Linked DNA regions of Homo sapiens: region 2 is linked to region 1. Evidence: chromatin loops called from intact Hi-C (ENCODE). Cell type or tissue: GM12878. All regions are shown on one strand. Each heading gives the region's core, and the rest is flanking DNA. Links, peaks and the distances in the headings are about the cores only.

The links. A loop is a pair of places that touch in the nucleus more often than their neighbours do. Peaks named below come from ENCODE experiments on the same cell type or tissue, not always from the same donor. Only the 100,000 strongest peaks of a DNase experiment are listed, where the experiment ranks them.
Region 2: it touches region 1 in a loop (2.7-fold over the local background); 7 of 110 quality-filtered maps call a loop at or near these places.

The regions. Positions count from the first base shown.
Region 1 is chr17:30,120,964-30,130,256 of GRCh38, forward strand. All of the region lies in intron 2 of NSRP1 (nuclear speckle splicing regulatory protein 1), which reads left to right. Among named protein-coding and RNA genes, the nearest start is that of MIR3184, 8.4 kb to the left of the region's middle. In GM12878, for the core only: a CTCF peak has its summit at 4,484 (motif pointing right); a DNase peak (open chromatin) is centred at 4,518.
Region 2 is chr17:30,169,987-30,179,279 of GRCh38, forward strand. It overlaps NSRP1 (nuclear speckle splicing regulatory protein 1), which reads left to right. Exons shown (of 7, transcript NM_032141.4): 3 at 2,556-2,612; 4 at 8,085-8,213; 5 at 9,104-9,293. Among named protein-coding and RNA genes, the nearest start is that of MIR3184, 57 kb to the left of the region's middle. In GM12878, for the core only: no CTCF peak of the experiment used is centred there; a DNase peak (open chromatin) is centred at 3,835; H3K27ac peaks cover 390 bases.

The DNA.
Region 1 (9,293 bases), core at 611-8,610:
GGCTGGTTTAGATTTAAATAGGCAAAAATAGAGGTGAAATAATTTCATTTGGGAGAGAACAGCAAGAAATACAGAATGGCATACAAGTACAAGGCATTTTTGTGGAATAATGTGGCTGGAGAAGAGGGTATATAGGAAAAAATGTTGCAGATACGGTTGTAACAGGATTGGGCCAGATTGTGGAGTACCTTAAATTTTTCGTATAAAATTTCAACTTTATATTTTCAAGTAGTTTTTGAGTAATTCGGTGATATCATCACACTTTTGGGAAGATAACTCTTGAATTGTAAAACAAAGAAAGGGAGAAATGAGAGATGAGTTTAAAAATGCTTGTTAGAAGGCTTTTTTAGTAGTTCAGGTGAGAGATCTCAACCTAGGTTGAGGTCATTGGGAATTAATGGGGAAAAATGTGAGCGATACCACAGAAATAAGTAGGACCTGGCAGCCACATTGAATATATGGGAAAGAGATGGAGTCCTGATGCAAGATCTTTTTTTTTTTTTTTTGGTCATCATTTTCCCTCATTAAAAAAATATATAATTCACACACTGTATACTTTACCCTTTTAAAGTGTACAATTCACTGTGTGTGTGCGTGTGTGTGTGTGTTTTTTTTTTTTTTTGAGACGGAGTCTCTGTCACTCAGGCTGGAGTGCGGTGGCGTGATCTCGGCTCACTGCAACTGCAACCTCCACCTCCCGGGTTCAAGCAATTCTCCTGCCTCAGCCTCCTGAGTAGCTGGGATTACAGGCACCTGCCACCATACCCAGCTAATTTTTGTATTTTTAGTAGAGACGGAGTTTCACCATGTTGATCAGGCTGGTCTCGAACCCCTGACCTTGTGATCCACCTCGCCCGGCCTCCCAAAGTGCTGGGATTACAGGCGTGAGCCGCCGCGCCCGGCCAATTCACTGGTTTTTAAGAGTTGTGCCGGCATCACCACTGTTTAGAACATTTTCCTCACCCAGAAAGAAACTGTGTACCCATTACCATCACTCCCCATTCTCCCCACCCCTAAACCCTGGCAACCACTAATTTACTTTCTGTTTCTATGGGTTTCCCTATTCTGCACATTTCATATAAATAGAATCATGCAATAGGCTTTCTTTTGTGTCTGACTTCTTTCACTTAGCATGATGTTCTCAAGATTGTAACGTGTCAGTACTCTTTATTTCTTTTTTTATTACTGAATAATATTCCATTGTATGAATGTACCATATTTTATCTATCAGTGGTAGGCATTTGGGTTTTTCCCAATTTCTGGCAATAATGCTGCTATAAATACTTGTGTATAGGTTTTTTGTGTGGATATGTTTTCATTTCCATTGGATATTCTATTGGATATGTACCTAGGATGGAAATTTCTGGTTCATATGATAACTCTGGTTTCATATATATATATATATATATATATATATATATATTTTTTTTTTTTTTTTTTTTTTTTTTTTTTTTTTTTTTGAGACGGAGTTTTACTCTTCACCCAGGCTGGAGTGCAGTGGCGTGATCTCGGCTTATTGCAATCTCTGCCTCCCTGTTTCAAGCAATTCTCCCGCCTCAGCCTCCTGAGTAGCTGGGATTACAGGCGTGTGCCACCATGCCTGGCTAATTTTGTACTTTTAGTAGAGACAGGTTTTCACCATGGTGGCCAGCCTGTTCTTGAACTCCTGACCTCAGGTGATCTGCCTGCCTCGGCCTCCCAAAGTGCTGGGATTACAGGTGTGAGCCACCACACCTGGCCTGGTTTTATTTTTTGAGGAACTGCCAGACTTTTTCAAAATGGCTGCACCATTTTGCATTCCTGTCAGCAGTGTATGAGGGTTTTGACACTTCCACATCCTGTCTAACATTTCTTTTTTATTGTAGCCATATAGAAGGTGTACAGTGGTATCTCATTGTGGCTTTGATTTGCACTTCCCTGGTGGCCAATAATGTTGGACACTTTTTTGTTTTTGGAGAAATGTATATTCATGTCATTTACCTTTTTTTAAAAAAAATTTAAAATTGAGATGGGGTCTCACTATATTGGCCAGGTTGGTCTTGAACACCTGGCCTCAAGCAATCCTCCTGCCTCAGCTTCCCAAAGTGCTGGGACTACAGGTGCAAGCCACTGTTCCCAGCCACATTTATCTCTTTTTATTTTATTTTATTTTTTGAGACAGAGTCTCGCTCTGTAGCCCAGGCTGGAGTGCAGTGGCACGAACTTGGCTCACTACAACCTCCACCTCCTGGGTTCAACCAGTTTCCCTGCTTCAGCCTCCCGAGTAGCTAGGACTACAGGTGCAGCTGGGATTACAGGCATGTGCCACTACGCCCAGCTAATTTTTGTATTTTTAGTAGAGACGGGGTTTCACTATGTTGGCCAGGCTGGTCTCGAACTCCTGACCTTGTGATCTGCCTGCCTCAGCCTTCCAAAGTGCTGGGATTACAGGCATGAGCCACCGTGCCCGGCTTTACCTCTTTTTAAATTGGGTTGTCATTTTATTATGGATTGTAAGAGTTCCTTTAGTATCTTATTAGATATATGGTTTGTAAGTATATTCTCCTGTTCTGTGGGTTGTCTGTTCACTTTTCTTGAAAATATCCTTCGAAGCACAAAAGTTGTTTTGAGGAAATACATTTTTTGCTGCTGTTGCTGGTGCTTTAGTGTCCTACCTAAGAAACCATTGCCTAATCCGAGGTCACAAAGATTTCCACTATGTTTTCTTCTAAGAATTTTGTTGTTTTAGTCCTTGAGTTTAGGTCTTTCATACATTTTGAAATTTTTTTTTTTTAATAATAAGAGAGAGGGGGTTCAACTTCATTCATTTGCATATGGATATCCAGTTGTCCCAGCACCTTTTGTTGAAGACTGTTTACCATTAAATCGTCCATCGTCTATTTACCATTAAATTTTCTAGCACCCTTGTGGTTTAATATACAAATAATTATAAAAATCACTTACTATGGATACAACAGAAGGATTGGACATGCTTATCTTGCATTTCACATTAAAGCACCCTGGTATACTGTGTAACACAAAGCATCATGGCCAGGCATGATAACTCATGCCTGTACCCTCATGCACTTTCGGAGGCTGAGGTGGGAGAATCGCTTGAGGCTAGGAGTTCAAGTCCAGCCTGGGCAACAGCGAGACCCCGTCTCTATAAAAAAAAAAAAAGTGTGGTGGCACGCACTGGTAATGTTAGGTACTTGGAAGGCTCAGGTGGGGAGAATTGCTTGAGCCCAGGTTTGAGGTTGCAGTGAGCTAGGATTGTGCTACTGCACTCCAGCCTGGGCAACAGAGGGAGATCCTGTCTCTAAAATAAAAAGAAAAAGCGATATGAAATGACCACAACATACCACAGTTTGAGAAGGATGGGTTTACACAAGTAATCTAGAGAGTTTTTTGATGTTACTGCTGTTTCTTTTCCATTGTGAAATGAGGCTGGTGTTAGCTAGCCAGTGGGTACACTAGAGTCAGCAAAGATAGGCCTGGGCCATTTTGTGCTAGCTTTCTCCTTCCCTCCTGCTCTTCCTCTTTTCCTCCTTCCTGTAGTGGGACTTTAATACAGAGAATTGTTAACATAGGTGATGGAAGACTTGAGATGCCAAAAAGGGCATGATGAGGCAGTCGAGAGATTAGCAGCAGTAAGAAGCAAGTAGTGATATATAGAGGGATACAAGTAGGAGATGGTTCTTGGAGGCTGGGGACCAGAGTTACCTGGTGGGAACTGGGCTTGTCCAGAAGGAGCAGAAACATTTGGGAGATTCAGTCTTAGAGAGAAAGGTTCTCCTACCTTCCGGTCAAAGCCAATGGACAAGGGAGCTGCAGCTTATTTCTTAGTGAACGGAATATAAAACCATTCCTTAGAATAATTTCCTTACCTATAAAAAAATCAGTCTGGTTAATTCCAGCTTGTCTTTTTACTGAGAAGTAAATTTATTGAGTATATTTAAATATTTGTGAGATTTGGCCAGTCATGGTGGCTCAGGCCTATAATCCCAGCACTTTGGGAGGCTGAGGTGGGCAGATCACTTGAGGTCAGTAGTTCAAGACCAGCCTGGCCAATATGGTGAAACACCATCTCTACTAAAAATACAAAAATTAGCTGGACATGGTGGTGGGCACCTGTAATCCCAGCTACTCAGGCTGAGGCAGGAAAATCACTTGAACCCTGGAGGCAGAGGTTGAGTGAGCTGATATCAAGCCACTGCACTCCAGCCTGGGTGACAGAACGAGACTCCGTCTCAAAAAAAAAGATTAAAAAAAAATTTGTGTGATTTGACTATATATTAAAATCTCTTTCATAATTAGTCAACAATTTAAGCAACAATTAAATTATTAGTGCTGTGGAAAATATAGAAGAAAGATAATTTCTTATTCCCCTCCTGAGGAAAGCATTTGATACACCTGGAAAGGAGCTGCTATGAAGCCAATTTATCTGTTCTTTTTATCAATTCAGCAGCATTTAAGATCAGATTTTTTCTCTAGTGGTCCAGCAGAGGGAGCCCTAGCACATGAATTGTTTTCATTTTGTGCTTGCATCCAGGGTTAGTTTAGTGGGAAAGTGGTAGTCTATCCCTTTTAATTATAATTTAAGCAGTTCCTCCTTTCTTTTTTGAGACAGAGTCTAGCTCTGTCATCCAGGCTGGAGTGCAGTGGCGGCATCTCGGGTCACTGCAGCCTCCACCTCCCAAGTTAAAGCAGTTCTTGTGCCTCAGCCTCCCAAGTAGCTGGGATCACAGGCGTTCGCCACCAGGCCCAGCTAATTTTTGTATTTTTTGTAGAGATGGGGTTTTGCCATGTTGGCCAGGCTGGTCTTGAACTCCTGGCCTCAAGGGATCTGCCTGCCTCAGCCTCCCAAAGTGCTGTGATTGCAGGCGTGAGCCACCATGCGTGGCCTAGTAGATCCTCTTTTTCAAATTGTCAGAATAAGTTAGAAATAATTATCATTTTGTTCAAGGTGGGAGAGATGGTTGGGGGGGTGGTGAAAGTTTTTACACCATATGAGTAAGAAAGCATATTCTGATGCTGCTATCAATTCATAAGTGAGTGGTTTTGCTGTCATAATTTTCCGGTCTCACTGTCACCATGTTCATTCTTTTCTGTTGGATTATTTTAATTGTTTCATAACTAGTTTCCTTATTATCTGTCTTCTCAAATTATTTATGATATTGTCAGATTGATCTTCCTAAAGCACAGTTATAATCACTGATCCTCAGTCCTGAACGTAATTATATTTAAAATCTAAAGTGCTAATCTTGACTTTGAAAACCTTCTCTATGCTTTGCCCCTAGAATGCTTACTAGCATTTTCTCCTAACTGTTCCTCCATAAAAAGTACACTGTCGTGCTTGCAGTTTTTCACAGCTCTGCTTTTCTTTACACTGGAAGTCTTCTCCCCATTTTTTTAATGTCCAAATTATAGCCATCCTTCAAAACCCAGCGCAAAAGCTACTTCTTTCAAGATACCTTCTTTGATTTTCCTCACTGGAAAGAATCTCTTCCTTTTTCTTACACTCTTTACCTTTCTTATTGCACTTAGCTTTTAAAAGCTTGCATTATAAGTTGTTTACATACATGTCTTGTCACTGTACTAGATAAAGTATGAGCTCTATGAGTTAGGATCTGGCCATCTAGCCTAGCTTCGTATTTATTTTTTGAAACAGAGTCTTGTTCTATTGCCCAGGCTGGAGTGCAGTGGTGCGATTTTGGGTCACTGCAACCTCCGCTTCCCAGCCTGAGCAATCTTTTAGCCTCCGCCTCCTGAGTAGCTGGGACCACCGGTGCGAGACACCACTCTCGGCTCATTTTTGTATTTTTTTGTAGAGACAGGGTTTCGCCATGTTGCCCAGGCGGGTCTCAAGCTCTTGAGCTCAAAGTAAAACGCCCACCTTGGCCTCCCAAAGTGCTAGGATTACAAGTGTGAGCCACCATGCCTGGCCTAGGCTAGCTTCTAAAAATTAGTAAGATTATTTATTCAGGTGTTTTAGCTGTCTGTATTGTAAAGATCCAGATAGTAAATGTTTTAGGCCTTGCAGGGCAACTGTACAACTTCATTCTCAGTGTGAAAGCAGCCATTAGGCAATATGTAAATTATGAGCATGAGTAATAAATGTGTTTTAATAAAATTTTATTTACAAAAATGGAGATGGGCTGTATTTGACCCATAGCCTACAACTTGCTGACCACTGGTCTGTATGATTGTTCTCAAAAGTATTTTTGATAACAGATATTTAATGAGTGTTAAGTGACCAAGATGGTTAGATGTTGCATGACAGATTAAACCTAGAACTGTTTTTTAGATGTTTATCTATGATAAATGCCTGCCCATTTTGCAGAGCATAATGAATTTTCCTTTTAATGTCGGCAATTGAAATGTTTATTTCTAAACAATGGTATACTTGTGAAATCTAGTTTTGTAACATAATTTATATGCCATTAAGAGATACGATGTATAGAATCTGAAAATTGTTGCACTTTTTTTGGAGACAAGGTTTTGCTCTGCTGCCCAGGCTGGAGTGCAGTGGTATGATCACGGCTCACTGCAACCTCTACCTTCTGGGCTCAAGTGATCCTCTCACTTAAACACTCCAGTAGCTGGCACCACAGGGATGTGCCACCACATCTGGCTAATTTGTTTATTTTTTGTAGAGACAGGGTCTCCCTCTGTTTCCCAGGCTGGTCTCAGACTCCTGGCCTCTAGTGATCCTTGTGCCTCAGCCTCCCAAAGTGTCGGGATTATAGGTGTGAACTACTGTAACTGGCCTAGTTGTTGCTTTTGGATAAAGAGACAAAACTTTTTAACCACTTTAAAAGAGAGTATTAAGTTTAGATAGCTAAAATTTATTAACTTAGTTTTACATTTTATTTAATTTACATTACTTATTATTTTTTTTCATTTTTTGAGACAGGATCTTGCTCTTTCACCCAGGATGGAGTGCAATTTGTGCAGTCACAACTCATGGCAGCCTCAACCTCCCAGGCCGAAGCACGCCTCTCACCTCAGCCTCCCAAGTAGCTGGGACCACAGGCACACACCACCATGCCTGGCTAATTTTTTAATTTATTTTTTGTAGAGACAGAGTCTCACTGCGTTGCCTAGGCTGCTCTTGAACTCCTGGGCTCAAGTGATCCACCTGCTTTGGCCTCCCAAAGTGTTGGGCTTATAGGTGTGAGCCACTGCACCTGGCTGTGAACTTAGTATGTGTATATATGTATATGTAGTTATATATATATATAAAATTATATATATAAAATTACTCAGAAGCCATAGTATATTCCTTTTATAGGTTAAGCATTTATAGAAATTATAAGGGAAACATTAAAACCCTAGCAGAAAAAAAAGAGGAAAACACATTTAGAGACAAATATAGAAAAAATAGAAATATCTAATGAACATTAAAAATACTCAATTTTACTATAAGAAATGTAAACTTAGGACAATAGTGAGCTACCATTTTTTGCCATCATATTAGCCAAATACTTTTTAAAAATGAAATGGCAAGATCTTTGTGAAATTGCACTCGAATTTTTGTTATAAATTAATGCACATTTTTGGAAGCAGATGGACCTTTTCTGGAAAGCAATTCCAAAAATTAGTATAAATCTTTTAAAAGTTGACTATTGTTTACCCAATATTATCAGTCAGGAGACAGAAACCTTGCCAATATTTTCTTTTCTAAAATTTTGTCTTGGAATTGTCAGAAATTGATATAATATATTTTTAGGTATTCAAAAGCATTTATCTTGGGTCTCTTTATGATCGTAAAAATTTAAGACCAGTCCAGCTTTCAACAGTGAAAGCATGAGTAAGTAAAGTGTGTGCAATACTACGGCTATCACATTCATCATGAAATAACATTTAGTGAAAAAATATATACAAATTTGTTATAGATAAAAGGAAAAAAGACAATAAAGCATTTCATATTAATGGTAGTTATCTTTGTATGGCAGACAATGAGTGGTTTTTTTGTTTTTTTTTTTTTAATTTGTAGAGATGGGGGTCTCGCTATATTGCCCAGGCTCATTTTGAACTCCAGGCCTCAAGTGATCCTCCTGCTTTGGTGTCCCCAAGTGCTGGGATTACAGGTGTGAGCCACCACGCCTGGCATGATTTTTTTTTTTATACTTTTCTGTATTTTCAACTATTTTTTAAGAAAAATTATGGTGAATTTTAAGGATTTCCCATAGTGTATTTAGTTTCCAAATCATATTAAAATGTAAAAAGATATAACACATTTTATCTGATAGAAGACTAGGAGAGAAAATATTGGGACATTTTAAAAGCATGAGGTAGATGAAATAAGGATACAAAATTGAATACTTAGGGTTGTACAATGCTATAGGTGCACAGATAAGTAAAAAATAATAAATGAAAATGATTACTTTTTAGCATGGTAGTGTGAGTTTTTTTTCAAAATCATATTATTATTTTGTTATAATTTTGACGAATACAAGGAAGTGAGTGCTTAAAAAAAAAAAGATAACCATAATTGTGTATTCCCAAAGTAAGAAGCATTAGCAAGTTACAGGATTACATAAGTGTATACACTTCCATTCCTTTCACTATTTCTTGATATTTCTCCTCTTTAATCTTTTTAAAAATTTTCTTGAAAAAGTAAGTTGAAGGTTTGGTTTTCCTAATGAAAAATTAATCTTATTTTAGCTGGAAGCCTGTTTGGCTTACTATTGGTAAGAAAAAGTTAAAATTTTAATCTGTCTGAACATTATAGTACATCCAAATCAATAAAATGTTTTAGTTGTGGTTTTTCATCAGTTTTAATCAGATAATGCCTTACTTCTGTAGATATAGTCTAGTATAGTTCAAATAAAAAGACAGTTGTACATAGATAAGACAAAGCATATTGTGAAAATGTTGGGAAATTTAGGTTATTTTAATGATGGCTGAGAATTTGTGAACTTTTCTCATATGCTATTAAACTGAATTACTAGTAAATTTATGGTACCGAGTATATCAAACAGTGAGGGATTTAAAGTAATTTTGCAATTTGCTAAAATTTCATCCTTAACATACTGGCTAAGAGTGAAAAAGCAAGAAGAGAGAAAAGGAAAAGGATGGAACTAAGACAATTCTATTAGAAGTGGGGAGATGGCAAGAAAATTCTGTCCTCCTTATTTTTCTTTTTCTTTTTTAAAATATTTCATTTTGAGACAGGGACTCACTGTTGTCCAGGCTAGAGTGCAGTGGCTCTGTCACAGCTCACTGTAGCCTCAACCTCCTGGGCTCAAGCAATTCTCCCACCTCAGCCTCCCAAGTAGCTGAGACTACAGTCATGCACTACCATGCCT
Region 2 (9,293 bases), core at 785-8,784, 49 kb after region 1:
TAAGACTTCGTTTTTTTTTAAACAGCAGTTTTAGACTGACAGCAAAATTGAGAGGGACAGAGATAACCCATGTAGCCCTTGCCCCCACAAATGAAAGAATTAAAAATGCATCAGTAGCTTTATTTTGGCTTTTTTAAAAAGATGTAATTCACATAGCATAAAATTCATGCTTTTATACAATTCAGTGTCAGTATATTTGCAAATCCTGATACTTGAAAAAAATTAATTGTGCATATTAAGGTATATAACAATTATGGGATATAGATGGTAAAAAGTTTACTACAGTAAAGCAAATTAACATGTCCATTATCTTACATACTTTTTTTGTTTCTGTGGCAAGAGCAGCTACAATTTACTCATTTAGCATGAATACCATATATAGTACAATTTTATTACCTATTGTCCTCATGTGGTACATTAGATCTCTAGACTTGTTCATCTTGTTACATACCTACCTCTTCCCATTTCCTCTCACCCCACCCCTAGTAACCATTGTTTTTAAGTTCTTTATCTCTGTGAGAGATTCCACTTACAAATGATGTCAGGTACTATTTTTCTTTTTGTGTCTGGCTTACCATGTAGCATAATGTCCTCCAGGCCCATTCATATTGTGGCAAATGGCAAGATCTCCTTTTTAAAGGCTGAATAATACTCCATCATACATATTTACCACAGTTTCTTTATCCATTCATTTGTCAATGAACAGGTAGATTGTTTCCATACCTGGCTATTGCAAATAATGCTGCAATGAACATGGGAGTGAAGCTACCTTTACCAGGTGGTGATTTCATTTCCTTTGGCTATATGCCAAGAGGGATTGCTAGGCTGTATGGTAGTTCTATTTTTAATTTGTTTATAAACCTCCATACTGTTTTCCATATTGACTGTACCAGCCTACATCTGCACCAGCAGTATATAAGAATTCCCTTTTCTGGCACCCATGCTAACCTTTATTATTTTTTGACTTTTTTAGAATAGCCATTCTAACAGGTGTGAGGTGTTATCTCTTAGTGGTTCTGATTTACATTTCCCTGATGATTAAAGCCTGTACTATTAAGGAAACATATTTTTCTTAAGTATTTTTTTTTCTTAGCTGTATGTAATCTTTAGTTTTGCCCATGTGATGACTACTTCCTATCTTCCTCTTGCATTCTTTTACATTTTTATTCTCTTTGATTCTGGTCTAATGTCATATCTCTTTTGGAAAGGGATTCTTGATTCCTCATATACATTTAGTTGCCTTCTCTGCCCTGGGCTCCCACAGTGCTTTGTTTATTCCTTTATTATATTGCTTATCACATTTATATTGTAATTGTCTTTTTTTTTTTTTTTTTTTTGAGACAGAGCCTGGTTCTGTTGCCCAGGCTGGAGTGCAGTGGCACAATTTTGGCTCACTGCAACATCTGCCTCCCAGGTGCAAGTGATTCTCATGTCTCAGCCTTTCAAGTAGCTGGGATTACAGCTGTGCTCCAACACTCCCGGCTCATCTTTGTATTTTCAGTAGAGACGGGGTTTCACCATGTTGGCCAGGCTGGTCTCAAAACTCCTGGCCTCAAGTGATCTGCCTGCCTCAGCCTCCCAAAGTGCTGGGATTACAGGCATGAGCCACCGCGCCTGGCCATATATTGTGATTATTTCTTTAATTGTCTTCCCTTTCAGACTGTTTATCTGAAAAACAAGATTTTGTTTCAGTCTCTGGCCTAAGACTGAGACTGTTCTTGCTTTTTCACTATCCTCAGGACCTAAACATGCTTTTTGGTACATAGTTTTTGATTATTGCCACGAATAGTTGCTGCTGTCCCTAAGCCTTAAACATAAACCGAGAGCTTGATACACTATATTGAGTGGTGAATATTAAAATAGTTTGCTTTTTGTAAGCTGGGAATCATACCATTTTAGTGTTGGAAGGTACCTGAAATATTATCTAGACCAGTCTTTCCCCATTTCTCACACACACACACACACACACACACACACACACACACACTCCCTCTCTCTCTCTCTCTCTCTCTCTCTCTCTCTCTCTCTCACATGTTCACATGAAGCAAATTGAAATCTGTAAAGGTTGAATGACAGTAGTGAATTTAGGACTAAAAATTCATGTTTACTCATCTTTTCCTGTACCATTCTATTTTCTCTGATACCTTATAATCTATTCTGAGGATTTACAATGCAAATTCATTTATTTCCTGAAGTTTAGGGAAAAAACCCTGAAAATGTTAGTTTAATTTGTATTATTATCTTTTTACTTTTAACTATAAGTAAGGCACCATTGCCAACCAGAAAACAGGTTGAGCATCCCAAATCTGAAAATCAAAAATCCTAAATGTTCTAAAATCTAAAACTTTTTTGAGCACTAATGTGAAGCTCAAATGAAATGCTCATTGGAGCATCAGATATCAGATCTTCAGATTTGGGGTGCTGAACCAGTAAGTATTTTAAAAATCTGAAATACAAAACACTTCTGGTCCCATGTATTTTAGATAGGGGACGCTCGTACTGGAAAAGAAATTTTAAATTTGTTTAAAAAGTGACAATATATTTCTGTTTTACAGACCTCTGTGAGTGAAAGCCTTCAGAGGGAAGCTGCTAAGAAGCAGGCCATGAAACAGGTAAGGTAGAAGACTGGGATAAGTGCATTCAGTGAAGCATTCCGGCTCATTTTTAAGCATCAGTTTTGGTATCTAGGTGCTGAGACTAAAACAGAATAGATTTAAGGAAAAACACAATGAAGAATTAGCTCCTTATTGCTGTGCTATAGATTAAACCAGTTCTGCTTGTAGATGACTCATTAGTCTAATAATGGATTGTTTGGCCTGTTGTTATTATTAAATTCTTGCTAGTGAGCTTACTTGCAGGGAAAAAAAAAACCTTTTCACAACCAAAATGGTTTCACAAACTTATAATTATTTGAAACTCATCTGCCCAGAAAGAAGAATATCAGAGATAGATACAAATATATAGATATATAGATATATAGATTTTTTTTTTTTTTGAGATTGAGTCTTGCTCTGTTGCCCAGGCTGGAGTGCCGTGGTGCACTCTCGGCTCACTGCAGTCTCCATCTCCTGGGTTCAGGCAATTCTCCTGCTTCAGCCTCCCGAGTAGCTGGGACTAAAGGCGCATGCCACCATGCCCAGCTAATTTTTATATTTTTAGTAGAGACGGGGTTTCACCGTGTTGGTCAGGCTGGTCTGGAACCCGTGACCTCAGGTGATCCGCCAACCTCAGCCTCCTGAAGTGCTGGGATTACAGGCGTGAGCCACCGTGCGCGGCCTGATAATTTTTAAAAGACGTGCTTGTTTCCAAGTGCTTTTTACATACATTTATCTTTTACAGTTCTCACAAACTTGCCCATAGTACTGATTAAGAAATCTGAAACTCAAAAAGGATAAAGTGCTCCTTAAGATCATACTATTAATTATCGAACTAGGCCTGAAGGTTTACTAATTTTTCTGCTATTGTAGACTAGTATATCTTAGATTTTCTGCTATAGAATGTAATGAAATTAAACAATAGCGAGGTGCCTTTGTTTTTCATTTTGAATTATTTATCCTCTCCATTAGCTTTATAATTTTTGGTCCTATTTCCTCTTTGTCTAACTGGAAACCTGCATAAAGATAAGTTTATTAAGCACTTTCTATGTGCCAGGCATCATGACAACTATGTTTTAAGAATGATCTTTAATTCTTACAATAATTCTATGAGATAGATGCTTTTATAATCCTTATTTTATAGTTAAGGAAATGAAGGCAAGAAGAATTTATGTGACTTGCATGAGACCACATAGTTAATAAATGGTAGGGCTGTGTTCAAAACTAGACAGTGAAACCTCAGAACCTAGGCTTTTAACCACTGTGTTTCACACCCTCCCGGACGAATTGGCACAGAAGGATATATTTAGTCATTTTAAGATAATGTCAGAGTTTCACAGTGAAATATAATGTGTAACTCAGCAGCCTCAGAATGATTTAATATACACATAAAACATAAAAAACAGTGATTATTTAACATAAATACTGGAGTGCTTTGAGTCAGAATTTTGGAGATACCATTAAGTTCAACTTCCTCACTATATAAATGGGAGACTTAGTTCTGGAGAGTTGGGTAACTTATCCAAGGTAATACAGGTATCTTGTTTTCCAGGATTATTTTAACATTTTTGTGCTGCCTTTTTTTCTTCACTTAAAGCATGAATCCCAAATCTGATTTTATTCTTAACTCTGTCTTGTTCAAGCCACTTTATCTGTTTAGTGGGACTTTTTGTAGTTTGCTTGGAAATTAGGAATGCTGCTACAACTCTTACACCTTTCACCTGCTTTCTGCTGATTTTTTCTCGCACCTATATTACATACTTTTCCCTTTGTTCCCCACTTGATTGATTCAGCTCATCGAATGTCTTTATCCATACGAATTGAAATTATTTTTCATTTTACTATGAAGAATACTAGCTTGATTGCATTTACTAAATCTTAGAGAAAATGCTTTTTAAAATGGGGTACTTTAAACTATTTTTTTCTTCTATGTGGACCTCAAGTTTACAGAACTGATGATGGCAACATTATTGTCATATTCCGTTTCATTGGGAAAACTTTCAGTATGTCATCAGTAAATAAAACATTTGCTGTAGGTCTCTGATAGATATTTGTTGCTAATCTAAGGAAATTATTTTCTTAGTTGGAGGGTTTTGTTGTTTGTTTATTTGTTTAAATGGTGAACTACATACAAAAAGGATACTGCTTCATGACCATGTTGGTTTTATACCAATAATGTAAAGTCAGCTTAACTTTAGAAAATCAATCATTGTAACTTCACATAAGTGGTATAAACTTAACATAAGCATAAAATGTTATCATTTTCATATATTGTTGCATTTGGCTTACTAAAGCTTCATTAAGAGTTTTTAAGTATTGAAGATTTTTGCATCATAAGTGAGACTGGGCAGAATAGGATGGTTTCCTTTTCTTTCGCTGCAATTATCTAGATTGAAAAAGTCTGATAATACCAAGGTTTGGCGAGCCTTATACAATGAGCTAATATGATACTATATACATTTTGTTTGTTTCTACTTCATTTTCTGTCCTGACAGATCAGTGTGTTCTTCATTCTGTTTTCTTTGGGTTTATTTTGTTATTTTTCTAACTTTTTGAGATTGCTGCATAGCTCTGTTTTCTGTTCTCTTTTCTAATATATGCATTTAAGGCTATATGTTTCCCTCTAAGTACTTCTGTAGCTGTATCTTACAGATTTTGATAGGCAGTATTTTTGTTGTTTCATGCAAAACATTTTCTGATTTGCATTATGATTTCTTGTTTGACCCATCTATTATTAATTTCTGAACATAACGGAGGTTTTTGATTACCTTTTTGTTATTCATTCCTAATGTGATTACTTTGGTTTTTTGCTTGTTTGTTTTTTGGGGTTTTTTGTTTTGTTTTGTTTTGTTTTGTTTTTGTTTTTGTTTTTGAGATGGAGTCTTGCTCTGTACCTAGGCTGGAGTGCAGCGGCACGATCTCAGCTCACTGCAACCTCCACCTCCTGGATTCAAGCGATTTTTCTGCCTTAGCCTCCTGATAGCTGGGATTTCAGGTGTGCATCACCACACCTGGCTAATTTTTATATTTTTAGATGGCCAGGCGCTCTCTTCACCTCAGGAGATCCGCCCGTCTTCGCCCCCCAAAGTGTTGGGATTACAGGCATGAGTTGCCACACCCAGTCCCTAACATGATTATTTTGGATTCCAAGACACTGCACTGTATTGTTTCATTCCTTTAAAACCTGTAGAGGTTTACTTTATGGTCCAGTATATAGTCAGTTTTTATAAATATTTCCTCTGTGTTTGAAAATGTTCTGTATTGATACAAAAATTAGCCGGGCATGGTGGTGTGCACCTGTAGTCCCAGCTACTCAGGAGGCTGAGGCAGGAGAGTCACTTGAACACAGGAGGTGGAGGTTGCAGTGAGCCAAGATGGTGCCACTGCACTCCAGGCTAGGCAACAGAGCAAGACTCCGAACCCCCCCCCCAAAAAAAAAGAAAAAAGAAAATGTTCTCTATGTGTCCATTGGGCCAGTTGTGTTAATCCATATATATTCATACTGTTTTTTTTTGTTGTTGTTGTTGTTTTGTTTTGTTTTGTTTTGTTTTGTCTGTTCTGTTACTGAGAGGCATATGTTAAATCTCCCACTGTGATTATGGATTTGTCTATTTTTCCTTGAATATCTGTTCAATTTTTGCTTTATTTATGTTGCAACATAGTTAATAGTAACATATCTACTCAAGTGCTCCCCTACAGCTCTCCTCCCAACATATACAAAGGCATGTCATCAGTTTAAAACAGCCCTGGCCGGGTGCAGTGGCTCATGCATGTAATCCCTGTACTTTGGAAGGCCAAGGTGGGTAGATCACGAGGTCAGGAGTTCGAGAACAGCTTGACCAACATAGTGAAACTCCGTCTCTACTAAAAATACAAAAAATTAGCCAGGCATGGTAGCAGGTGCCTGTAATCCTAGCTACTCAGGAGGCTGAGGCAGGGGAATCGCTTGAACCCAGGAGGCGGAGGTTGCAGCGAGCCAAGATCCTACCACTGCACACCAGCCAGGACAACAGTGCAAGACTTCGTCCCCCCCCCCCCAAAAAAAAAACAGCCCTCAGTCTCCCTTTTTCCTTGCTTTTTGTTATTGTAGTGGTGATTATTTCTTAGATTCCATGTTTCCCTCTTTGTGTTATCCAGGCTGGTTTTGGGGAGTGAGCAGGAGTGCCAATTCAACATCTAGGCAGGAGAATCTTTCACTTTCTAAAGGTTGAGAAGTGAAAAAAATGAATTTCTTAATATTTTAAACAATATTCTAGAAAAAAAGTTTTTCAGTTAGCATGTGCATTATTCAGAGTTTAAATGTTGGTATGTAAAAACCCTAGTCTATCAGATAGATTCTTTTGAATAATTATATCATCCTATCACTTAAAAAGGATCCCTCTTGGGTTCTACATTAGCCAATCTAGCAATTGAGGAAAAAATCAAAGTGTGTAGACTCTGTACCTCAGGAATTTACAACCGGGGGCAAAAGGCTAAGATTTGTAAAACAGGAAGTAAAAACGCCCATGCCTGGCATGGTGGCTCACGCATGTAATTCCAGCACTTTGGGGGGCGCTGAGGTGGGTGGATCATTTGAGCCCAGGAGTTCAAGACCAGCCTGAGCAACATGGTGAAACTCTGTCTCTACAAAACATATAAAAATTAGCCAGGCATGGTGGCACACGCCTGTAGTCCCAGCTACTTGGGTGGCTGAAGTGAGAGGATCACTTGAAGCCTGGGAGGCAGAGGTTGCAGTGAGCCAAGATCACACCACTGGCACTCCAGCCAGTGCGACAGAGCGAGACCCCATCGCTTTAAAAAAAAAAAAAATCTAGTGTAAATATTGCAGAATAGAATGTTCCTCAGAGTTTAGAAGAAAGATCATTGGGGGTTAGAGGCCTCAGAAATGGGCTCATAGAAGAAGTAGGGCTGGCCCTGAAACACTGGGTAAGATTTTGATCGCTTGAAAGAGGAGAAAAAAACATCATTTGAGATGGAAGGAACATGATAAAGGCAGAGACTTTATGTTTAACAACTCTAAAAATGATAATGAAAGTTTAATATATAATACAGGCCTCTCAAAACCAAGGTTAGGTGTTTCCATCGTACCTTTTGACCTTTTGATGGGTATAATTATATACAAATGAATAAATGATAATAATAGTTGATGTTTATTGAATACTTATTCTCTATCAGGCTCTGTTTTAAGTTTAGTCATTTAATTATAACAGCTTAGAATGTAAATATAGTCATTATTCTTTCTCTTCTAGATGAGGAAATTAAGGTACCAAAAGATTACAAACAAACTTGCCCGGAGTAATTAGTAAGTGTAGAGCCAGCATTCATACCCAGGCAGCCTGGCTCCAGAGTTTATTTGTATTTCCTATCTAAAAATGTGATTGTAATTTTTATGATATATTTTCAATTTATGAACCATTCTCAAAAAGCATAGACTTTGTTGTATCTATTGGCTGGCTCATATTTTTGAAACATGTTTAATTTTTTTTTAAGACCAAACTGGAAATCCAGAAGGCCCTTGCAGAAGATGCTACTGTGTATGAATATGACAGTATTTATGATGAAATGCAGAAAAAAAAGGAGGAAAATAATCCCAAATTGCTTTTGGGGAAAGACAGAAAGGTTTGTAAGCTGAAATAACAAACTTTCTTTGACCTTGACCTACATTTTGTGTCTTAATCTTATTTTAACATGAGAATGATCTGAGAAAAAGCTTTTAGGTATGTGAGGTGTGAAGAGTCCCTAATTCCAGATATTACAAATTTGATTGTAGAACTCAAGCAGCACTACATATTATCCTAATAGGCCAGGTGAATTATCTAACAATTTTGCTTTTTGCTTTGAAACCTTTGCAAATAGTTTTTTGAAAACTTTTCCTTGGAATTCTAATGTACCAAATTTGTACTGTTCCTGCCCTGTGTATGTTTATTTGTGTTTTATTACCCTCTCATTTTTTCATTTCTTCCTAGCTGGTAACTGAATCATCTGCCTGCACCTATCATGATTTTATTTTCAGTGAGAAAAAAATTTGGGAGGGGTAAAAACTGAAATAAGTTCAGATTTTCTTTCTATCAACTCTTGTTCTTTCACAAGCACAGGCTGATTTTTAAGGGCATTTGCATCTGACAGTTATCTACTAGTAGAGTGATGGTATAAAATTATATTAAGCTACTATTTTAAATAGTCATATTTCTACTAAATGTGAAAAACTAGCAGGAACTTTTCTGATTTTTTTTTAATTAAGATAATACCAGAAAAAAGAAAAAAATTATATTTAGTTTGATGTTTTATTAAAGTTAAATCGCATTATAAACAATTTCTATCTCTGCTACACCTAAATTTTTATGGAAAACAGTTTCAATATTAATCTTGCTAGTAAGTTTATATTGAATGTAGGGAAGACAATCTTATTTGGGCCAATCATTTCTATCTTAATGAATTCATTATAAAAATTATAATATTAACAATTACTATTTTTTTACTCTTTTCCTAAATCTTTTTTATTTCCTTAGCCCAAGTATATTCACAACTTGCTAAAAGCAGTTGAGATCAGAAAAAAGGAACAGGAAAAAAGAATGGAAAAGAAAATACAGAGAGAACGAGAAATGGAAAAGGGGGAGTTTGATGATAAAGAAGCATTTGTGACATCTGCATATAAGAAAAAACTGCAAGAGAGAGCTGAAGAAGAAGAAAGAGAAAAGA